3 separate regions of the Homo sapiens genome follow, and all the other regions are linked to region 1. Evidence: chromatin loops called from intact Hi-C (ENCODE). Cell type or tissue: IMR-90. All regions are shown on one strand. Region 1 overlaps TMCO4 (transmembrane and coiled-coil domains 4). Region 2 overlaps TMCO4 (transmembrane and coiled-coil domains 4). Region 3 holds the start of TMCO4 (transmembrane and coiled-coil domains 4).

Region 1 (8,000 bases):
GCCTTTCTTACTCAGCTTAATCATTTCTAGCTTTTGATTTAAAGTGAGAAATGTGTGATGTTTCCTTTCACTTGAACACTTAGAGGTCATTGTAGGGAGATTTATTTGCTTGTTTTTCAGACAGGGTCTCGCTCTGTCACCCAGGCTGGAGTGCAATGGCGCAATCACGGCTCACTGCAGCCTCGACTTCCCAGGCTCAAGTGATTCTCCCACCTCAGCCTCCTGAGAAGCTGGGATTACAGACACACACCACCATGCTGGGCTAATTTTTTGCTTTTTTTTTTTGAGACAGAGTTTTGCTCTTGTTGCCCAGGCTGGATTGCAATGGCGTGATCTCAGCTCACTGCAACCTTCACCTCCTGGTTTCAAGTGATTCTCCTGCCTCAGCCTCCTGAGTAGCTGGGATTACAGGCATGCGCCACCATGCCTGGCTAATTTTGTATTTTTAGTAGAGATGGGGTTTCTCCATGTTGGTCAGGCTGGTCTCGAACTTCCGACCTCAGGTGATCCACCCACCTTGGCCTCCAAAAGTCCTGGGATTACAGGCATGAGCCATGGTGCCCGGTAAAGTTTTTGCTAGTTTTTTTGGTAGAGACAGGGTTTCGCCATGTGGCCCAGGCTGGTCTCACACTCCTTGGCTCAAGCAATCCTCCCACCTCTGCATCCCAAAGCGCTGGGATTACAGGCATGAGCCACTGGGCCCAGCTATCCATCATGTAGGGCTATTAATTGGCCTAATTTCAATACTGTTGTGTCTCAGGGAATAGGAAGGCTGGAGGAGAGGGAGAGAGGTGGGGAACAGCCAGCTGGTGGAGCATCGGAACACACACAACATTTACTAAGTTCACCGTCTTATATGGACAATGTTTGTGGTGCCCCAAAACAATTACAATAGTAACATCAAACATCACTGATCACCATAACAGATACAATAATAATGAAAAGGCTTGGCTGGGTGCAGTGGCTCTCACCTGTAATCCCAGCACTTTGGGAGGCTGAGGCAGGTGGATCATGAGGTCAGGAGTTCGAGACCAGCCTGGCCAACATGGTGAAACCCTGTCTCTACTAAAAATACAAAAAATTAGCCAGGCGTGGTGGCAGGTGCCTGTAATCCCAGCTACTCGGGAGGCTGAGGCAGGAGAATCGCTTGAACCTGAGATGCAGAGGTTGCAGTGAGCTGAGACCATGCCACTGCACTCCAGCCTGGGCAACAGAGCGAGACTCCGTCTCAAAAAAAAAAAAAAAGAAAAAAGAAAAGGCTTGAAATATTGTGAGAATTACCAAATGTGTCACAGAGGCTTAAGGTGAGCACATGTACTAGTGAAAAGGTTTGAAATATTGCAAGAATTATCAAAATGTGACACAGGGACATAGAAGGCCATATGTCTTCTATCAGTTAGCTATTGGCGTGTGACAAACCATCCCAGAACTCAGTGGCTTAAAATAATCAGTGATTATTTCCCATGAGCCTACAAATTGGCCGGGCAATTCTGCTAAAATCATCCAGGCATGGCTGATCCCACTGGGTGCACTCATGTGTCTGCAGCCAGCTGGCAGCTAGGCTGAGGCTGGGTGGGATGAGCCAGCTTTGCTCGGTGGGGTCTCTCATCCCCCCAGGAACTAACTTGGACCCATTCTTATGGTGAGGTTCTAGGAGAGAGTGGAATTCACGTGCAAGGCCTCCTGAGGCCTAGGTTTGAAAATGGCATGATGCGATTTCCTGTGCCTTCTATGGGCCAATGCAAGTCACAAGGCCAGCCCAGATTCAAGGGGTGGGGAAACAGACTACACTTCTTGATGGGAGGGGTTTCAAGGTCACATTGTAAAGTATGTGGATACAGGCAGGGGTGGGAATTATGGCCGTTTTTTGCCATCAGTCTACCACAGATGTACACAATATGTCTGAAACACTGCAACATACTGATGGCTCATGTGTAGTGGGCAACAGGTTAAATCCATTAAGACACTAGTTCAGGATGAATCTTTCTCCAAATTCTCACCCAGGAAGAAGGGGAAGGGGTGGGGGAAACACTGGGAATGATGGCAGGCTGTTGGCAAGTGGCTGGCTTTTGGGGATGTGGTTTTGGGAGTCCTGGGCTAAGGCAGGATCCACATAAAGAACTGGAGGAGTGAGCCCAGGTAGAATCCTTTAGGCAAGATCCAGGTGGGCATGGTGGTGTGCACCTGTGGTCCCAGCTACTCAGGAGGTTGAGGCAGGAGGATGGCTTGAGCCCAGGAGTTCAAGGCTGTAGTGAGCTATGGTTGTACCACTGCACTCCAGCCTGGATGACAGAGTAAGACCCTGTCTCTAAAAATATATCAACAACAACAACAACAACAACAAAAACAAAAAAAACATGCTCCTTGAAGCGCAGAGATTCATTCTGGAAAATTCTCAGCCAATAAATTATCTCTCTCCCCTATTCTCTTTTTCTTGGGGATTTCTATAAGCAAATGTCAAACTTTAATTTAATTCCTATTTTCCATCTCTTTATCTCTCCATGATGCATTGTGGTTAATTTCTTCAAATCAATCTTCCAGTTCATTATTATTATTATTATTTTTGAGACAGAGTCTCTCTCTGTCACCCAGACTGGAGTGCAGTGGTGTGATCTCAGCTCACTGCAACTTCTACCTCCCAGGTTCAAGTGACTCTTGTGCCTCAGCCTCCCAAGTAGTTGGGATTACAGGCATACACCACCACATCTAACTAATTTTTATATTTTTAGTAGAAACGGGTTTTCACCATGTTGGCCAGCGTGGTCTCAAACTCCTGGCCTCAACTGATCCACCCACCTTGGCCTCCCAAAGTGCTGGGATTACAGGTGTGAGCCACCACACCCAGCCAGTTCATTATTTTTCTCTTTAGTTTTGTCTAAACCACTTTAATTTATCCAGTATTCATTGTAATGACTCTATTTTTTTATTTCTACAAGTTACATTTGATTTATTTTCAGATCTCCGTATTCTTTTTTTCAATGTCTTGTTCCTTCCACTTATTTTCAAAGTTTAAATTTATGTCTTTAAAAACTGTAACATACTTAGCGGGTGGGGAGGGCTTCTTCAGACCATTCTGCTGGGCACTAACGGTCTAATTCTGATTGTGTTGTTTCTGCAACCTTTCTTCATGGTGGTTTTATAAGACTGGATTGAAAACTCATCTTTACAGCTACTCATACATGGGAATCTGTGTAGCCTAGATTGAGAACCTATTTTCTCCAGAGCAGTTTTCTCTTTTAAAAAATCATTTAGGCTGGGTGCAGTGGCTCACGCCTGTAATCCCACCACTTTGGGTGGCTGAGGCGAGCGGGTCACCTGAGGCCAGGAGTTCGGGACCAGCCTGACCAACATGGTGAAACCCCGTCTCTATTAAAAATACAAAAATTAGCTGGGCGTGGTGGTGGGCACCTGTAATTCCAGTTACTCAGGAAGCTGAGGGAGGAGAATCGCTTGAACCCAGGAGGTGGAGGTTGCAGTAAGCCCAGATCGCGCCACTGCACTCCAGCCTGGGTGACAAGAGTGAAACTTCATCTCAAAATAAATAAATAAATAAATAAAAAATAAAAAGTATGGCCAGGTGCAGTGGCTCATGCATGTAACCCCAGCACTTTTGGAGGCCGAGGTGGCAGGATCACTTGAGCCAGGAGCATGAGACCAGCCTGGGCAATGTAGGAAGTCCCCACCTCTACAAAAAGAATTTGAAAATTAGCCAGGCACACCTACAGTTCCAGCTACTTGGGGGTGCTGAGGTGGGATCACTTCAGCCCGGAGGGGGTCGAGGCTGCGGAGGGTGGTGTTCGTGTCACTGTACTCCATCCTGGGTGACAGAATGAGACTGTCTCAAAACAAATTATTTATTTATTCATGTTAGAGACAGGGTCTCACTGTATATAACCCAGGCTGTAGTACAGTGGCACAATCATAGCTCACTGCAGCCTTGAACTCCTGGGCTCAAGTGATCCTTCCACCTCAGCCTCCCAAGTTGCTGGGATTACAGGCACAGGTTACCAGTCATGGCTAATTAAAAACAATTGTTTTTAGAGACTGGTTTTCATTGGGAAGGTTCTGTGAGATGATGTCTAGAATCACCTGTCACAGCGAGTATCTGATAAATATTAGTTCCTTCCACTCTTTGTATATTTGGTGCCTAATAAATGCTTATCAAGTCAAATGAAAACAAGACGGATATAACTGACGACATGAAAATTTCTCAGGATATAGGAGCAGCTGCCAAGTTCTGCACGAGCCCTCAAGGAAAGGCAGTCGGTAACTCTCCCCAGCAAGCACCCTCTGGACACGCCCCCTGGGCTGGGATTGGAGGAGGGATGGCTGCAGAAATGGCTGTGAAGTGGCCTTTTCCTCTATGAAAGTGTGCACACCAGAGAGCTGCCACCAGGTGGTGCTGTGGTGACCATGTAAGCCCCGGGCATCTCCCTGGCAGAACCCTACCCCAAGAGCTTCCTACAATGCCATTCCCATTAGAGACGGAGGGAGCGCCCTGGGAGTGGGGTCTGATCACATCCTAGAAAGCCTGCCCCTCCCTGGAGTCCCTGAGATGGAGCCATGAGTATGGGACTCTGGGCTTAGCCCTGCCTGGAGGGCAAGGCCATTTGGGTAAACCCTCAACTATAGAATTAAAGGGACAGGCCGGGTGCACTGGATCATACCTGGAATCACAGCATTATGGGAGGCCGAGGCGGGAGGATTGTTTGAGCCCAGGAGTTTGAGACCAGCCTGGGCAAAATAGTGAGACCTCTTCTCTATTTTATTTTTATTTTATTATTATTATTATTATTAATTTATTTATTTTTTTGAGATGGAGTCTCACACTGTTGTCCAGGCTGGAGCGCAGTGGCACAATCTCTGCTCACTGCAACCTCTGCCTCCTGGGTTCAAGCGATTCTCCTGCCTCAGCCTCCTCAGTAGCTGGGATTACAGGGATTACAGGTGCCTGCCACTACGCCCGGCTATTTTTTTTTTCTTTTTTCTTTCTTTTTTTTTTTTTTTTGTTTTTGCATTTTTAGTAGAGATGGGGTTTCACTATGTCAGCCAGGCTGGCCTTGAACTCCCGACCTCGTGATTTGCCTTCCTCGGCCTCCCAAAGTGCTGGGATTACAGGCGTGAGCCACCACTCTTGGCCAATTTTTTTGTTTTGTTTTGTTTTTTTTAATTAAAGGGACAGATAAAGGGTCAGTAGAAAGAACCCTGGTGTGGGTGTCAGACAGGTAAGCGGCCCTCCCTTGGCTCCATCACTTACAAGCTGTGTGACCATGAATAAATCTCCTGGGCTCCCTGCACCTGCTCTCTCGAAAAACAGGGACTGTTCTGGTGTCCTCCCTCCAGGCTGGCCGTGCAGATGGAGGAGACACCACTTGCAAAGGGCCCGACCTGAAAATGGTACTTCATCCTTCTCTTGGTGCAGTTCAACAGGTATCCATGGAGGCCCTGTCCCTGGGCATCCATGCTGGAGCCGCCAGCCTCAAGGAAGCTGAGCGGGTGAGAAAAGAGGAATCCAGGGCCGGGCGCGGTGGCTCAAGCCTATAATCCCAGCACACTGGAGGCCGAGGTGGGTGGATCACCTGAGGCCAGGAGTTCGAGACCAGCCTGGCCAACATGGTGAAACCCCATCTCTACTAAAAATACAAAAATCAGCTGGGATGGTAGTAGGCGCCTGTAATCCCAACTACTTGGGAAGCTGAGGCAGGAGAATGGCTTGAACTTGGGAGGCAGAGGTTGCAGTGACCCGAGATTGTGCCATTGCACTCCAGCCTGGGCAACATGAGCGAAACTCCATCTCAAATAAATAAAATTAATTAATGAAATTAAATTTTTAAAAAGAGGAATCCAGGACTAGAGGGTGTGTGGCTTCCCCAGCTGCAGGGAGGACTGGCTGAAGGATGGGGTGTTCAGGAGGAGGTCCCTTCCCCTCTGAGATCACACCTGGTGGAAATGGGGTCTGCCTGATTGCTGTTCCCTCTGCGCCCTGCACAGGTCCTGGGATGTCATGGCGTAGGTCACAGGAGACATTTGCTGGCTGATAGATCAATTAACTACATCAAGTGAAAATGCTACTACTGAAGGTTCAAGTCAGGGCCTGAGTCCAGGTCTCTGCTTTCTGCTGGACGGGCCAAGCCCTGCATTTTGGACCCTGTTCATCTCTCCAGCCTTGTTTCTCACAACTTCCTGGCAGAAACCTTGGCTGCAGTCACTGGCCCTTCCCAGCACATGCACCTTCCTGCCTCTGGACTTTGGGTATTGCCAGTCCTGCGCCCTCCGGCCTTCTGCCTGCCTCGAAGCCTCTCGAGGCTTACCTGTCCTTCAAAGCCTGCCCTCTCCTCCCTGGCGCCCTCCCTGCCTTCTGGAAGGAAAGGCTCCTCCTTTGAACTGCTGCAGCCCTTAAAGTCTAGGCCCTTGAGATGCAGCATTTGGTTCTGTTATTCACCTGCTTTAAGCCTGGCATCTTATTTTCTTAACTAGGTTGTAGGCTCTTTGAGGGCAGCAAGCTTGTCGGAAAAGGCAGCATAAAAGAAGGGTTAACAGGAAATGGTTTAGACATACATGAATTAGAATCCCAGGCTTGCTAATTACTGGCTGGGTGCCCTTGGAGAAGTCACCTAACCTCCCTGGGCTTCAGGTTTCCCATTTTCAAAAGTGGAAAATGGGCCAGGCGCAGTGACTCATGCCTATAATTGTAGCACTTAGGGATGCTAAGGCAGGTGGATCACCTGAGGTCAGGAGTTCAAGACCAGCCTGGCCAACATGGTGAAACCCCGTCTCTACTAAAAATACAAAAAAATTAACTGGGCATGGTGGTGGGCACCTGTAATCCCAGCTACTTGAGAGGCTGAGGCAGGAGAATCGCTTGAACTCAGGAGGCGGAGGTTGCAGTGAGCCAAGATCACACCACTGCACTCCAGCCTGGGCAACAGAGTGAGACTCCATCTCAAAATAAATAAATAAATAAATAATAAAAATAAAAATGGAAAATGAAGCCATGTGCAGTGTCTTATCCCAGCACTTTGGGAGGTCGAGGTGGGAGGATCGCTTGAGGCCAGGAGTTTGAGACTAGCCTGCACAACATAGCAAGGCCCTGTTTCTACAAAAAATTAAAAAATTAGCCAGGTGTGGTGGCATGCGCCTGTATTCCCAGCTATTTGGGAGGCTGCAGTGGGAGGCATTTGAGCCCAGGAGTCTGAGACTGCAGTGAGCTATGATGGTGCCACTGCACTCCAGCCTGGGTAACAGAATGAGACCGTCTCTCAAAAAAAAAAAAAAAAGAGAGAGAGAAAATGCAACACCTGGTTGCCAGTGTCATAATGCCCACACCTTCCAAGGTGACTGGGAAGAAGAACGAGACGGACTCTGTTCCAGTCTGGCACACAGTAGGTGCTCAATACACACCAGCTCCCTGGTGTATTTCTTAGTTTGGAGAGGAGCAGGTATTCTCCACCAAATTTCTGCCGAGGAATGCGGCGGCACCAACTAAAAATCATGCTTCCCATTGCTCCCTGAGCCTGAGATCCAGGTACAACAACAATCCCATGAAGCAACTGCTAACTACACACAACGTAAAACCACTCAAACGAAAATCCAACTTGAGACTCGCCACCTAGTTGTAACTTCCAAGTACCCCGGTACTCATCAAAGCTGAAGAGATCATTAGCTCCAATCTGGGTTCTGAAGAAGTCGCTGCTGCAGCCTTCCTGACACATCTCTGTTCAATCAGGCAGGCACCTTATAAAGATTATTCCCAGCCATGGCATTCTCCTCATGGTCCGGGTTTGTAAGCTCTAGCCCTGACCCTTCCAGCTAGCCCAAGGCAGAGACATCCGAGGCTCTGTTGGCTAATTATGTTTGAACCTGAGTTCACTTCTCAAAATGAGAGGGTGCAACTCTCAGACAGAAGAAGTCAGGTTGAGATGGAAGGTCTCACTACAGGTGCAGCTGGCATCACTATATACCCTCACAGACAGGAGAAATATGCAGTCAACTTTTTCTGT
Region 2 (8,000 bases), 51 kb after region 1:
TCAGAGAGTGCTGGAGCTTGGATTATAATCCAAATTATGTGATGCCAACATTTCTGCTCATTCCACTATGAGTGCCTTTTAAAGGCAAATGCCTTACTCTTGAGTGAGTTTGGTGTCCTAGGACAATCTCGTTTGGCCAGCTGTGAATCCTATATTTTATGCACATGGGGTATACATACAATCTCAGGGGCAGCCCTAGATCATGGGCCACAGGCACACCTAAAAGTTACGTATCACGGGATAACAGTTCTTTGGAAAGATGGGGGATTGGGGAGGGTGACCGAGGGATCTCGGCTCTGCCACCAGAGGGCAGAAGTGTGCCAGACACCCAGAACTGCGGGATTAGCCCTGGTGCCCACCCCAGACACACAACCACATACTGTGGGAGCCCCTGGAGCCAACTGGTCCCCCTGCTTCAACAAGAGCAAGGGGCATGTCCAGAGCCAGGCTGTGTGTTCATGATGGGACTCCTTCGCCCACCAGCATTTCTCAATACAGAAGCAGCTGCGTTTCGTACTTCATTATCGAACACTCTTATGCATCAAAGAATAGCAGCACCCTGGGAACTTGGCCCTAAATGCCAGTTGCACCCACACAGGTTGTGATAACAATCCTGACTCTCCCCACATTTCCAAATCCCCCAAATCAGGAGCGGGGGGCAGGACAGCCTCCTGTTGTAAGGCACTGAAACAGCCTGTTCCCAGTAATGGCTCCATCTCTGAGCATGGAGGTAGGGATGGTGGGTCGGGGCTGACCTCGTACCTGCTGGGAGAGCCCACACCTTTGGGAAGAGATCATGGTCAATCCCCGCCCTTTGGGGGCTGCCCTCCAGACCAAAGCGAAGGAACCCAGAGGCAGAAACTTCAGCCTTTGTCAAACAGACCTGGGTTTAAATCTTGATCTAAGTTCCTACTAGCTGAATGGGTTCAGTAAGTCTCTTAACCTCTCTGAGCCTCAGTTTCTTCATCTGCAAAAGGGGAATAAGAATATCTTTTTCTTTTTTTCTTTTTTTTTTTGAGATGGAGTTTCACTCTGTCACCCAGGCTGGAGTGCAGTGGCACGATCTTGGCTCACTGTAATCTCCGTCTCCAGGGTTCAAGCGATTCTTGTTCCTCAGCCTCCCGGGTAGCTGGGATCACAGGTACCCACCACCATGCCTGGTAACTTTTTGTATTTTTAGTACTGATGGGGTTTCACCATGTTGCCCAGGCTGGTCTCGAACTCCTGACCTCAAGTGATCTGCCTGCCTCGGCCTCCCAAGTGCTGGGATTGTTACAGGCGTGAGCCACCACGCCGGGCCAAGAATATCTTTTTGATCTGGCTTTTGTTGAGGGACAATAAGAGGATGGATGTGGTGAGCTTGGCTGGCACCTGGGACACAGTAAGTGCCCGATACAGGGTGGCTGATATTACTTCATGGGAAATTGTCATGTTTCCTCCTTCCTGTACCTGTTAAGAAGCCACTCTCTGAGCCAGGGTGCCAGGGTGAGGCTGTGGGCTGCCTGCTGCTGTGCCAGGGCAGGGGCCCTTTGTCTCTCTTCTCCCTGGGTCTGAGGACACACCTCACAGGTCACATTCATATAACTGCTAACCTCACCCACCACCCTACTATCCCTTGATTCACCAACTTTTCTAATTACATACTTTTTCTAGAATATTTATTACGTAGCCCCATTTTTACCCTAAATGAATTATTTCCCATATAAAGAAGAAACTACACAGTATTCCAGTACCATACACCCTGTCCATTGCTGAGCACTGGGTTGAAGCCCCGTTGTGTGCCCAGGGTCCCGATTTTGAGAGGCTGAGCCTGGCTGCAGAGCCCTCACAGGGCAGTCTAACTCAGGACATCTTGGGGATGATTCTTGCCTTTTGTCCTCATGGCTTAGGACGATTAAGGGCATTAAGGCAGTGACAAGCTTACTTCAAGACCAGTGGTCTTGGAGCAGAGGGGAGAGAGGAGGGGTTGCTTCTGAGACCCTCCCATCTCCACCTTCTTGGATGTAGGATCAGTAAGAGAAGCAGCTCCTTTGGTTCCTGCCGCATGGGCACCCGCCCTTCATTCAGGCCTCATCCAACCCTCTTAAAGTCAGCTTCAGGGGTGAAGTCTCCACTTATCTCCATGTGGGAGGTGGAACAGCAGGTAAGAGGTGGACTCAGGAGCCCCGGGGCCTGTCTGGAATCCTAACTTCTCACTTTCCAGCTTGGGCAGGCATTTCATTCTCTGCGCTGCAGTTTCCTCTGCTGTAAAATGGGAACAGTAACAGCATCTACCTCCAAGGGTCATTGTGGGGTTTCAACGAATTGGTTCCTATAAAGAAAGCACTTAGCTCAGAGCCAGGCATACAGTAGGCACTCAACGAGCATGTGCTATTAGAGTTACTCTCAGTGCCTCACACGGGGCCGGGCATACACAGCAGGTGTCAGTTCTTATTTGCGGAATAGATGGACCAGGCTGTTTGGATACGGATTATAAACTGTATGAGTCTCAAGGATGTTGGGCTGGGCGTGGTGGTGGCTCACGCCTGTAATCCCAGCACTTTGGGAGGCCGAGGCAGGCAGGTCAGGAGTTCGAGACCAGCCTGACCAACATGGAGAAACCCTGTCTCTACTAAAAATACACAAAAATTAGCCAGGCGTGGTGGCACATGCCTGTAATCCCGGCTAGTCGGGAGGCTGAGGCAGGAGAATTGCTTGAACCCGGGAGGTGGAGGTTGCAGTGAGCCAAGATTGCGCCATTGCACTCAAGAGTGAAACTCTGTCTCAAAAAAAAAAAAAAAAAAAAAAAAAAGGATGTTGATGGAGAACCCAGCAGCCAGGTGACAATATTTGCATTTTACCACAACCTAAGACTAACACCTCAAGTCTTTCTGATTCATCAGGGAGGCAGGGTTTGCAATCCAGTAATAAATACCAGGCCAGAAAGCAGAGCCACGTCTGCGGTAGAGAGTGCCGTGGCTCAAGTGTGTGTGCCTCCTGCAGTTCCAGGGCCTAGAGGTGATCCTCCCTTTGGATTCAGAGATCAGAGGGCAAAAATCATGACGCAGTTTAAGTCTCCCAGGGACCAATACAGAGTTCACGGTGAGATTCACTTGGCCTTAAATGGAGTTTTGAAACTTACTTTGAAATGTAATCCTGGGCTACTCACTTAACCTGCAGAACCTTCATTTTCTCCCCTGTAAGAGCAGGTTAACAGTACCAGTCTCAGCAGCAGATCTGATGATCATCTACTCTGCAATAACTCAGAATCTATGTAAGCGGCCTAGAAGAGCAACTAGAAGAACTTAGGAAGATTACCAAATGCAAGTAAACCAGCCCCACCTGAGATGGCCGTATTTTCAGTTTTGCAACCTAGAGGACATTGGCAACCTAGAGGACATTGGAGCCATTTCTGGTTATCGCAGCTCAGGAATGTCTACTGGCACCTAGTGGGTAGAGGCCAGGGATGTGGCTAAGCAGCCCATGGCACACAGAATAGCCCCCCACAACAGAATGATCCAGCCTCAAACATCAATTGTGTGGAGGTTGAGAGTTATCAGCTCAGATTTAGTTTAACTTTCATCACGTAAAAGACTTATTTTTTCGGTTGTGTGGGCAAAGCGCTTCGTGGGTTGCTACTAGATGAGGAGAAGGAAATGATTAGCATGCACAAAAAATTCCGCCCAGCTGCCAATATGGCACCGTTCGGTGACTAACATCCCAAAACTCTCAGTAAAGGTCAACCTTCCAGGAAGTTCTGAGAAATGCAGCTTTTCATGCTAATTTCCTGGGCTGACTCCGTGACTAATCAGCCCGTCTCACACCCAGGGAGAAATCCTGCAGCACAGATAGCCTCCTCCTCTGCCCCCATCAATCTCTGTAGAAGGAAGACATTCAGCAAATCATGCTGCTCAGCATCTAAGCTCATTCTCCAAAGAAGGGTCGCCCACCCATCCTTCTATTGCTCTCGCCCTCCTTCTCTCCATCCAACAAGTACCAAGTGTCCACCATGCATCCGTCAGAAGACATTCAGCAAATCATGCTGCTCAGCATCTAAGCTCATTCTCCAAAGAAGTGTCGCCCACCCATCTTTCTATTGCACCCTCCTTTTTTCCCTCCATCCAACAAATACTAATGCCCACCATGCGTCCATCCGTGTTGCACTTGCTGGGATGCAAAGGTAAACAGGCCCAACAAGGGCACTGCCCTCATGGAGCTCACGAGGAAGGACCTGGACAACTGGCCCATCCACGACACCAACCTTTTCCTTACAAGATCCTTGTAAGGATCTTGACATGCTTTACAAGATCATGTTCTTAGAACCCAAGACAGTTTTTAAAAATAGTGTTTTTATGGAACATTTGGCTCTTGCCCCTTATTTGTACTTGAAATTGGAGTTCAGAGAGGTTAAGCGACTTGATCAAGGTCACACGCAAGAGTCTCAAGAGACAGGATGAAAATCCAGGTTCCCTGACTCCAGGGTTTTCCCATTTCACCATGGCCACCATCACCCCAGCAACACTCACAGCCCGTGCCCTGCCTGCCAGCTCCATGCTGGGCACTCTACATGGATTCGCTCATGTAATCCTCACCGCCACCCTACAAGGTAGAGACTACTGTTACTCCCTTGGATGCCTGGGGAAACCAAGGCACAGAGACATTCAGTAACTTGCCAAGGTGGGGCTTGAACTGTAATACAATCAATCCCCAAAATACTCCCCATTCTTGGTCCCTGGTTATTCGTTAGAACAGATAAAGAGGTTGGACATGACAACCGTCAGCAAACCACTTCCCCCTCTAGGCCTCAGTTTCCCCATCTACATAAGAGGGTGGTCTAGGTGATTTGAGGGTCTACCTACCTCTGATCTCTGGGGACCTTTGGGGCCCTGGCACCTGCTCCCATTGGGTCCCAGTGTGCCACTGAAGCTGTTCCTCTTACCTGCTGGCACCTGTTGAGGCTATCAGATAAACCAAAGGCACCTCCCAGGCATTATCAAAGCCTGGTATTATTTAGATATGAGGTATTATTATATTCCCATGGGGATGCTTCAATTCCCTAATTCCTGAGGGTAAAATCTGCCAACGTTTTGACTAACAGCAGTTGTTTTAGAGTGTCCAGCTCTGCCACTTACTAGCTTAGGCAATTACTTCACTTCTATGGGCCTCGGTTTGTTCATCTGTAAAGTGGGAACGCCTACATTTAAAGGATGGCTGTGAGGATGAAATGAAACAGTGATTGACAAGAGCCAGGTAAGGTCACCAGCATTTAACGAGTGCTGAATAAGTGGTAGTCATTCTCAATGGAAATTTTAAGGGCGATGCTGGTTTAGATGTTGCCTATAATGAGAACGTGCCTGGGTGGGCATGAAGCACCAGGCAATGACATAAGACAGGCTGTTTTAAACCCACTCAATTCTGCCAGAGCCAGCTCCAAGGTCACAAACAGCAGAGAAGAGTCAGTGGAGATGTCTTAGGTGCCCAAGATGGTTTGGGGTTTGCAGGGGTGGGGTGCAGAAAGAGGTGGTGGGATGCATATGACTCTCTCTGGGTGAGGAAAGAGGGAAAGTTAGATTCCGGGGCCAAGGCTGCTTCTCTTTCTACTTGATGAAGAAGCAATGAGAGAAAGGAAGGGCTGACCCAGGAGGCTGGAGAACTGCTTCTGACTCCCAGTCTACCTCTGCTGCTGTGTGTCTGCAAGGAAGCCCCTTCCCCTCTCTGGGCCTCAGTCTCTCCACCTGTGAAAATGAGAGGATCGCCGGGCATGGTGGCTCATGCCTGTAATCTCAACACTTTGGGAGGCCGAGGTGGGTGGATCACTTGTGGTCAGGAGTTCGAGACCAGCCTGGCCGACATGGTGAAACCCCATCTCTACTAAAAATACAAAAATTAGCCAGGCGTGATGGCACATGCCTGTAATCCCAGCTACTCAGGAGGCTGAGACAAGAGAATCACTTGAACCCGGGAGGCAGAGGTTGCAGTGAGCTAAGATCATGCCACCTGTACTCCAGCCTGGCGGACAAGAGCGAAACTTCATCTCAAAAAAAAAAAAAAAAAAAAGAGGATCATCCAAGTTGACCTTGATGTGTGAGATTCAGGTCTGCAAGATGGGGGCAATGGCCTTAACCACCTCACTGGAGGACGAGATGAAATGCCAGCACAAGCCCTTAGCGCCATGCCTGCCGCGCAGCTAGGACTTGGCACATGGCGGCTTTGCCATTACACTGATTCCAATATTAGATTCTATGTGCTGAGCTGCTGCCCTGATCTCCAGCAGCCCGAGTCTCAGACCACCATGCAACTCAGCCTTTCTCTCCAAGGGAGTCCAGGAGGATCAGATACTATTATTCTTCCCTCACTTCTGTTAAAAAAATAAAGTGACACAATCACTCTGTAATGAAATATATGACAACTCCTGAGACTGCCTGGCCCTGGAAATGTAAGCTCCAGGGGGTGCAGAGAGAAAATGCCCCAAACTCAGAGTCCAGTGACCGAAGCAATGTTCTCAGGCCAACCCTGCCACTCCCTTGGGGGCCGCCTGGCTGTCTCTGCTACATAAAGTATTACCGAAGGCCTCGCCTGCCTCAAAGCAGAGGCTGGCCTGGTCACCCGTGGAGAGCCCTTTCAGCTCCACGATATGGAATTAAAATACTTTGGATACACTAGGCCCAAACACACTCTTTGGAGCCTTAGAGCAGCGCTCCTCTAAGTAGAAAGCACTCAGGAATTGCCTGGATTCCACGCAGATCCCAATCAGCGGGTCTGGGCGGGGGCTGAGACTCTGTATTTCTCACAAACCTCCCAGCAGTGCCGATGCTGCTGGGTCCACATACCACACTGAGAGTAGCAAGGGCTTAGAGGCCTTTTTTAAAAAACAGTAAAGAAAGTTTATTATGCTAATAACAAGAATCCCCAAGGTAGGGTGACCTACATGTCCTGCCACCCCGGCAGGCACTGACTGCACTAAACACACGTGCATGGCCAAGCACGCATGAGAAAGCAGCTCATCCGCCCTGCTGCGTGGGCTTCAGCAAGCCTCAGCACCCTCCTCTTTTAGGGTTCCTGACTACCACCTGCCCTGAAAGGGTCACTGGAGACAAACGCTAGGATTCCTGAGACAGAGTCCCAGTCCCCTTGCAGCTGGCGCCAGACCACTAGAATCTGAGGGCTGAGATGTCACTTCTGAGCCCTCTCCCTTCTACTCTCTGTACCTGGTCTGCAGCAGTTCTGCAGCATGAAGAATGGTACCGGGGGCAGCCCCTCACCCCTCCTCTCTCTGCTCTCCTTGCTGAAGCCGGCCATCTGCATACCTGCCCAGGTGAAATCCATCCCACTCTCCCTCCTCAGGCTTCCAACTGGCCCAAAGCCCGCCCACTGCACTGCTGCCCTGCTGACCTTCCCCTGTGGCTCCTTCCCACTATGAAATTCTGCTCTTCCTCCTCCTCCTTCCACTAGGAGGGTTCCAGTGGGGAGCCAGGCAAAAGTTTCCCTATTACAGGGTTTGGAGGATGCTGGCAATTTCTTCTATGTTGTGTTTCCTCCCTGCTTGCCATCAGAATAAACATCAGAGGTCACTGCATAAAAGCGTCTCCCCAGTTTAGAGAACAGAAGAAGCCACTTATGCAATAAGAGGGAAGCCCTGGCAGAGAGGAGCTGGTGGGAAGAAGTTGGACGGGAGCTGTGGGGGTGGGGAGGAGCTCAGGAGGCAGCCCGCATAGTGGCTTAATGCAGGCATCCTGGAATGGTAGACAGCAGTGGTCTCCAACCTTTTTGGCACTAGGGACCAGTTTTGGGGAAGACAGTTTTACCATGGACCAGTGTGGGGGCCGGGGATGCAAGCCGCAAAGCATACGTGCCCTGGGGTGCGTGCAAAGCCACAAAGCACACGTGCTTAGGGAGCTGCCGGAGGCCGGCATGGCTGAAAGCCCCACGGCAAGGGGACTGAAAGCAGAGGTGAGGCTGGAGCAGGACAAGGGTCAGCCCACCAGGGCCTGAGAGCCACACCAGAGGGGCTGATTTTTTTC
Region 3 (8,000 bases), 85 kb after region 1:
AAAACTGAGACTCACAGAAGCGGAGGTCACACAGCTGGCAAGTCCTAGGATGCTCCTTCCAGGCCTGTGTGACCTCAAACCCCAAGTCCTTCTCCACTTTACTAAGGTGGGGGGTCAGGGGTTGCCACGCACCTCCCTGGATTTGTCCAGCGAATGTGGGGCCTGCCAACTCTGAAGCTCCAAAGACTTCGTCTGGGCCCCTCCACCTCTCCTTGGACATAATGGCCGGTTGCTAATGTGTCTGTCTCCCTGACCAGGAGGGTCAGGGTGAGAGTGGATGAAGCCCAGGGCACCAGGGATTCGCAATTAATATTTTCGTTATTCATACCAGTGTAAGACAGCTGGCCCCTCCACTCCCGCCTCTAACCCAACCCTTTGTGATTTTTATTTTTTTTATTTTATTTTTTTGAGATGGAGTCTTGCTCTGTTGCCAGGCTGGAGTGCAGTAGCTCGATCTCGGCTCACTGCAACCTCCACCTCCCGGATTCAAGCGATTCTCCTGCCTCAGCTTCCTGAGTAGCTGGGACTACAGGTGCATGCCACCATGCCCAGCTAATTTTTGCATTTTTAGTAGAGACAGGGTTTCACCATGTTGGCCAGGATGGTCTCAATCTCTTGACCTCGTAATCTGCCCTCCTTGGCCTCCCAAAATGCTGGGATTACAGGTGTGAGCCACCACGCCTGGCCTGTGATTTTTCTTTATCAAATTTACCACCACCTGACAATGTATTATAGGTTTATTTATGGTCTATCTCCCTCACTAGAGGAAGCTCAGAAAGGCAGTGGCTTTTGGGTCACAATCCCTGATACATCCTAGGACAGCACCTGGCAGAGCAGGGGTTCAATCCCTGTGTGCTGAATGAAACAACCCACAACTGAAAAATGACTTCAGCAGATTTTTTTGAAGGACAATATCATTTTATATAAAGTGAGGTCCCCAATATGCTCAAGAGGGCCTCCCTATAGGTGGACATCATTATTGAGCACCTACTAAGCAAACTTGGCCCTGGTCCTGGATGTCACAGGGGTTACAGTCAGGGTGGTGTACAGGGTACAGGCAGGAATTAATCCCAGCAATGAGAGTATAATTCCACCCTGAACTTAACCTCTGACATACCAGTAGAAGTCTTGTGGCCTGGGCATTTGGAGTACAAGTCTGGCTAGGGCTAAAATGTGAAGAATGAGAAGATGTTACCTGGGAAAAGGGAGGCAGGGGGTAGAAGTGGCCTGGAAGAGCAGGTGCAAAGGTCCCAAGGAGGGAGGGGTGGCATGCCTGGGCACAGAGGGCTGTTGATAAGTGGTCTGAGATGCGGCTGGAGGTGTAGGCCAGGGGACAGTGGTACATAGCCTTCTGGTCCATGTAAAAGGTTTTTTCTCTTTTCCTTAAGAAAGTGGGAAGCCAAGGCCAGGCGCGGTGGCTCACGCCTGTAATCCCAGTACTTTGGGAGGCTGAGGCGGGCAGATCACGAGGTCAGGAGTTCAAGACCAGCCCAATATGGTGAAACCCCATCTCTACTAAAATACAAAAATCAGCCGGGCATGATGGTGGGCGCCTGTAGTTCCAGCTACTTGGAAGCCTGAGGCAGGAGAACCGCTTGAACCTGGGAGGCGGAGGTTGCAGTGAGCTGAAATTGCATCACTGCACTCCAGCCTGGGTGACAGAGTGAGACTCTGTCAAAAAAAAAAAAAGAGAGAAGAAAGAAAGAGAGAGAGAGAGGGAGGGAGAGAGGGAGGGAGGGAGGGAGAGAGAGAGAAAGAGAGAGAAAGAGAGAGAAAAGAAAAGAAAAGAAAAGAAAAGAAAAGAAAAGAAAAGAAAAGAAAAGAAAAGAAAAGGAGAAAGAAGAAAATGGGAAGCCAGAGCGGGGTTTTAGGCAGAGGGTGGTACCATGATATCAGGGCAGCTTGAAGCGGAGGTCGGCTAAATGGAAAGTGGATTGGATTTCACTCTCACCCCTTCTGCCTGCTGTCACACGTTCCAGAGAGCCAGTTCCCCACTCCTCATCAGCAGCCCCGGTTTATAATGTACAACACTGTTTACAAAACACACAGGCCAAAAGAGAACACAATGAGAAACCACCCACTGACATTTCTTAGGTCCCACGTTAGCCAGCCCTGGTGGCTGATCAGCCTTTGTAGCCCAGTGGTACCAGAGTAGAGAGAGATGGTTTGAGCCTTATGAGGAACTCTCCAGACCCCAGCTTTTGTGGGAGCTACATGCTGAGCTATGACAACCTAATCGATGAACTCCTCCTGTCCAACTCCTCCTTGGGCCTTAGGACTAAAAAGTATAAAGTCTCCCAAAGTGTCAGATACTGCACTGGGCCTTTTGTGGCTTCAGCTCCTTTAATTTTCACAACAACCTTGGAGACAGGTCATTTAACTTGCCTGATCCCACTCAGTTACAAAGCTGCAAAGCTAGCACCTGAGCCCATCTCTGTCTGATGCTGCACACGAGGGCTTGAGGCCACTCTAATACCGATCTCTTCTGCTGTCTTCATGTACTTCACAGTTGGGGAAATGCCAGTGGTCTCCCCTGTGCCCAGCCCTCCCTCCCCAGGCTGAAGGGCAGGGCTTTATTCCACCCTCTGGAGTGTACTTCCTGAGGGCAGCGCTCCTTTTTGTTCACTGCTGTATCCTCGTTGCCTAAACAATGCACACAGTAGGTGCTCAACAAATATTTGGTGAATGAACAAATGGATGTTCCCAAAGCTTAAAAGAGTGTCATATTTTCTGCAATGAACACTGAGTTAGGAAAAAGGGGGCTCATGTGCTGACTCCTACTTCGAGTTAGGTAGTAGTCTGGGATTCTAGCCTGGCCCTGCTCCTAATTCCCAGTGCAACCCCAGGGAAGGGCCAGGCAGCCTGGTCAGGGCAAAGGCATTGTGGAGGCCAACTCTGTGCGAAGCACTGGGTCAGGCTCTCCAGGCAGGTAGCCCAGGTTTTTATCTCTTGCTTCCTAGCTGTGTGGTCTTGGGGAAGTTACCTCACCTCTCTGAGCCTCAGTTTACCCAGCTGTAAAATCCACTCAAAAGTCAGCAGCAGTAATTCTTCCCTCCTGTAACTTCAGGCATGGGCACCAGAAGACATGGCCTCCTTGTAACATGAGGAGCCTGGTTTTTCTCCAGAGGCTCCCCAAGCCCTCCTGGAATTCTCTGTTTGAGAGTCTGCGGGGGGACAGGGAGACAGGAGGCGGGGGAGTCCTAGAGGCCTTCCTGACGGGGGCGTGGAGGGGCCACGTGGGGCAAGGGGAAGCACAGGGACCTCTTGTGACCTTGGGCAAGCCCCCTTCCTCTCTGACCTTGACCAGCGTCCTCATTTGTCAAGGGAGCGGCTGGGTGACCTCTAAGAACTCGGAGGCCGAGGCCGGAGTCGCCCGAGTGCTCCGCCCAGCCTCAGTTTCCCCCTCTGCCTCCCCAAGATTTCTAAAAGCACTTCCGGCTCTGAAAACAAACCAACCACCAGCAGGCGGCCTGGGCTTAGGGCAGGCAGCGCCAGGGAGCGCGCGGCCGCTTCCTGGTGGGTCCAGTGTCCCCGGGGTGGAGGGCGGGGCGCAGGGCAAAGGGCCCCGGGGCTGGGCCGGGCTCCGAGTGCCCCGCGTGGGGCCGGCGGGGAGTGGCCCAGCGAGGTGCGCGCCACCGTGGCCTGGCGGCTCCTCCGGGGCCCCCTTACCTGGAGGCGGCTGCGAAGGCAAAGGCGGAGGCGGCAAAACCGGCGAGCGGCTCCTCCCGCCCGGCCCGGCCCGGCCCCTCCCCTCCCCGCCGCGTCCCGGCCCCGGTCCCGGCCCGTCCCGCCGCCTGCCCCGAGCGCGCCTGGTCGCCACCGGCCGGGCGGAGCACTTAGGGAGCGCGGCGCGGGGGCGCGGGGCCTTCCAGGCTCTGACTCGCCAGCTGCGGGTCCCGACCTGGCTCGTCCCACCTCTGCCCCACCTCCACCACCCATCGCGACAGGGGTGCCGGCCTCTGCAGGTGACCGGCAAGCCCGCGGCGCCACATCTGTGTGTGGGTCCATTTACCCTCCAGGAAGCAGCGAGACAGCGCGGCGCGGGAGAAGGGCCCTGCAGGGTTGGACTTTGCAGAAACTGCCCGCGAAGGACTCGGCCCCGAGAGTGGCATGCCCCAAAGCCACATTTTGAAGACAAAGTCTTCAAAAATGTATAATGTAAACAAAGAACCAGCCGCAGAAACCGCCTTCCCGCACGTGTATGCAGCACTTTGTAGTTTGCAAAGTGTTCAGATATCTAAGTTCTTCCTGATTCTACTTTCATTTTCCCTAACGCTAAGTTTGGTCCTGTCTCAGGGCCTCTGCCTGGAGGCTCCCGTGCCTGGGACTCTCTGCCTTCAGACCTCCCTTTCCCCCAATCCATTTCCTGCTTTCCATTCTGGTCTCTTGGGATGGGATCTGAGAGTCTTCCCTGAGCACCCAGCACATTCAGTCATTGAACAAATTTACCGAGCACCTACTACGCGCCAGGTACAGTTCTTTTTTTTTTTTTTTTTTTTTTTTTGAGATAAGAGTCTCGCTCTGTCACCCAGGCTGGAGTGCACTGGCCCGATCTCAGCTCACTGCAACCTCCGCCTCCCGGATTTAAGCGATTCTCCTGCCTCAGGCTCCCTGGTAGCTGGTACTACAGGCGTGTGCTACCACACCCGGCTAATTTTTGTATTTTTAGTAGAGACGGGGTTTTGCTATGTTGGCCAGGCTGGTCTCGAACTCCTGACCTCTGGTGACCCACCCGCCTCGGCCTCCCAAAGTGCTGGGATTACAGGCGTGAGCCACCGCGCAGCCCCAACTAGACTTTAAAAGCCCTGGAGGTGGGCGGGTTTAGGCTGCCTTGCTCTCCGCTGTGTGCCCAGCCCCAGGGACTGTGCCTAGCACTTGCAGGTGCTCAAAAGAAGCACTTAATGAATGGATCTCTTTCCCCTAGCAACCCTGTGAAATTTCATCACACCCACTCTGAAGGAGAGGAAACCGAGGCTCAGGTCCAGACAATGCAGAAGCCACAGAGCTAATGAGTGCCAGAGCTAGGGCATGAATCATCGTGGCCTCAGAAGCTGTTGCCCTTACTCCCAGTGAAGACAATCTAGGGTTATGGGAGGAAAAGGTACCGACGGGGGTCAGAGACCAGCATCCCAGCTCAGAGCCTGGGACTCACGCACCTGTGAAATGTTCCTTCCTTCATCTGCTCATCTCCCCACTGGCCAATCAGGACCAAGAAGGGCAGCTCTACCCACCCATGAAGTTATTGTGAGGGTCAAATGGGTCAATCGTGTGCAGGCTTTAGGGGAATAAGGGGTTATATCTGAGCATGTGAGCTTTGTCAAGATTGAGAACTGCAGCCAGCCCTCCTCTTAATGTCTGGCAGCCCCTTCCAGCAGATCAGCTTTGTGGGACCAGGCACCACTCTGCACTCCCCTGCTTTGCCCTGTCTCTAATTTGATTAGAGACCTTGTGTTGAACACACTTGTCTTTGGGTATTGGACCCTGTTCAGCCATTGCCCGGCACCCAACCCTCACCCTAGTCGCCCCCACTGCACACAGTTCCTGATCCCATCATTGAGGCTATGGGTGGGAAAGATGGAGAAAATATGTTTACCCCTTTTGGTGTATGCTTTTGAGATTTTGTTAGGTTTGGTATTGGACATTGAAGAATTTTGTTTCCTCTAAGTAACTCTCCCCCAAAGGAATGTTTAGGGAGTTGTGGAAGGGGAAGCCTTCTAATGAACCATTGACTAATTCAACCAGGATGTGTGGAGTGGCTGGTGGGGTTCTAGATGTTGAGGGTATAGCAGGAGAATCAAAGTGTTTCCAGCAAAATCATGGAGCTTACATTCTGGTTTGGGGGATGGGTGGAGGGAGATGGACAAGAAACCAACTGATTTTATTTTACTTTATTATTATATTTTATTTTTTATTGAGACGGAGCCTTGCTGTGTCGCCTAGGCTGGAGTGCAATGGCACAATCTCAGCTCACTGCAACCTCCACCACCTGGGTTCAAGCGATTCTCACGCCTCAGCCTCCTGAGTAGCTGGGTCTACAGGTGCGCACCACCATGCCTGGCTAATTTTTTTGTATTTTTAGTAGAGATGGGGTTTCACCATGTTGGCCAGGCTGGTCTTGAACTCTTGAACCTCTCAAAGTGCTGGGATCACAGGCGTGGGCCACCGCACCTGGCAAACAAACTGATTTTAATCTGTTTTACAGAAAAAGTAAAGCAGGGAGGTCACGCTATAGAAGATGAAGCAGTCAGGGAACCGCTGCAGGCGATCTTTGAGGAGGCTATCAGGTTACAGGGCACAGCATCCAAGGTAGACCCAGCAATTGCAAAGGTCTTGAGGTGGGAGTGTGGTTGGCCCTTATAAGAAAACGGTGTGAGAGGAGAGTGGAGAGTGCTGGGGGAGAGTCCTGGATGAGATGAGATCAGACAGGTAGTGGGGGTCGTATCACTGTGAGCTTTTAAGAAATGCTGATGAGGGCTGGGTGCAGCGGCTCCCGCCTGTAATCCCAGGACTTTGGGAGGCCAAGACGGGTAAGTCACTTTAGCCCAGGAGTTTGAGACCAGCCTGGGCAACATGGTGAAACCCCGTCTCTACTAAAAATCCAAAAATTAGCTGGGCATAGTAGGGCAAGCCTGTAGTCCCAGCTTCGTGGAGGGCGGAGGTTGCAGTGAGCCGTGTTTGCACCACTGGACTTTAGCCTGGGCAACAGAGGGAAACTGTCTCGAAATTTAAAAAAATACATATATATATATATATATATATATATTTGCTGATGCTTAGGCTAGGGTTGCCAGATTTAGCAAATGAAAATAGAGGACTCTGTTTTATTTCAATTTCAGATAGACAATGGATAATTGTTTAATATGAGTATGTCCCAATACTGCACAGGATATACTTATATTAAACAATTACTTATTGTGTATCTGAAATTTAAGTATAGCTGGGTGTCCTGTATTTTATCTGGTAACCCTATTTGGGCCCCACTCTCAGAGATTCTGATTCCATTGGTCTGGGATCTGGCCAGGCATAGGTGTTGTTCAGAAGCCCACAGGTATTTCTTTTCTTTTCTTTTCTTTTCTTTTAAACAAAAAACAACAACAACAAAAAACCTGCCCAGGAGTGGTGGCTCACGCCAGTAATCCCAACACTTTGGGAGGCTAAGGTAGGCGGATCACCTGAGGTCAAGAGTTCAAGAACAGCCTGGCCAACATGGCAAAACCCCGTCTCTACCAAAAATACAAAAAAAAAAAAAAAAAAAATAGCCAGGTGTGGTGGCGGGTGCCTGTAGCCCCAGCTATTGGGAAGACTGAGGCAGGAGACTCTCCTGAACCTGAGAGGCGGAGGTTGCAGTGAGCTGTGATGGTACTGCTGCACTCTAGCCTGGGCGACAAAGCAAGACTCTGACTCAAAAAAAACTTTTTTTTAATTTTTAAAAAACTTTAAAAAAAGGTTTTAGGTTTAGGGTACATGTGCAGGTTTGTTATATAGGTAAACTTGTGTCACAGGGGGTCTGTTGTACAGATTATTTCATCACCCAGGTATTAAGCCTAGTACCCAATAGTTGTTTTTTCTGTTCCTCTCCTTCCTCCCAACCTCCACCCTCAAATAGGTCCCAGCATCTATTGTTCCCTTTTCTGCGTTCATGAGTTCTCATCATTTAGCTCCCACTTATAAGTGAGAACACGAGGTATTTGGTTTTCTTTTCCTGCATTAGTTTGCTAAGGATAATAGCCTCCAGCTACATCCATATTCCTGCAGAAGAAGTGATCTCATTCTTTTTTATGACTGCATAGTATTTCATGGTATATATGTAACACATTTTCTTTATCCAATCTGTCATTGATGGGCATTTAGGTTGATTCCATGTCTTTGCTAGTGGCTCACAGGTATTTCAAATGTGTGAGCAGTTCCAGGAGCCACTGATGTAGGGCCTTGTCTACTCAGTTAGGGGTGTGGATGGACAGTTGTAGAGGGTTGGGGGCAGTGAATTGACATGACCTCAC

What was found. Peaks named below come from ENCODE experiments on the same cell type or tissue, not always from the same donor. Only the 100,000 strongest peaks of a DNase experiment are listed, where the experiment ranks them.
Region 2: a loop joins it to region 1, with 3 times the contacts of the local background. A loop is called at or near these places in 11 of 110 quality-filtered maps.
Region 3: it touches region 1 in a loop (8-fold over the local background); 21 of 110 quality-filtered maps call a loop at or near these places.

Annotation. Positions count from the first base shown.
Region 1 is chr1:19,711,390-19,719,389 of GRCh38, forward strand. All of the region lies in intron 13 of TMCO4 (transmembrane and coiled-coil domains 4), which reads right to left. Among named protein-coding and RNA genes, the nearest start is that of HTR6, 51 kb to the left of the region's middle. In IMR-90, a CTCF peak has its summit at 4,391 (motif pointing right); a DNase peak (open chromatin) is centred at 4,392.
Region 2 is chr1:19,762,078-19,770,077 of GRCh38, forward strand. All of the region lies in intron 6 of TMCO4 (transmembrane and coiled-coil domains 4), which reads right to left. Among named protein-coding and RNA genes, the nearest start is that of TMCO4, 34 kb to the right of the region's middle. RefSeq lists an enhancer at 2,923-4,122. In IMR-90, a CTCF peak has its summit at 302 (motif pointing right); a DNase peak (open chromatin) is centred at 3,704; H3K27ac peaks cover 980 bases.
Region 3 is chr1:19,796,186-19,804,185 of GRCh38, forward strand. It overlaps TMCO4 (transmembrane and coiled-coil domains 4), which reads right to left and starts at 3,731. Exons shown (of 16, transcript NM_181719.7): 1 at 3,670-3,731; 2 at 1,952-2,030. RefSeq lists a silencer at 3,476-3,975 and an enhancer at 3,899-4,399. In IMR-90, a CTCF peak has its summit at 3,466; a DNase peak (open chromatin) is centred at 4,196; H3K4me3 peaks cover 1,491 bases; H3K27ac peaks cover 1,490 bases; H3K27me3 peaks cover 65 bases.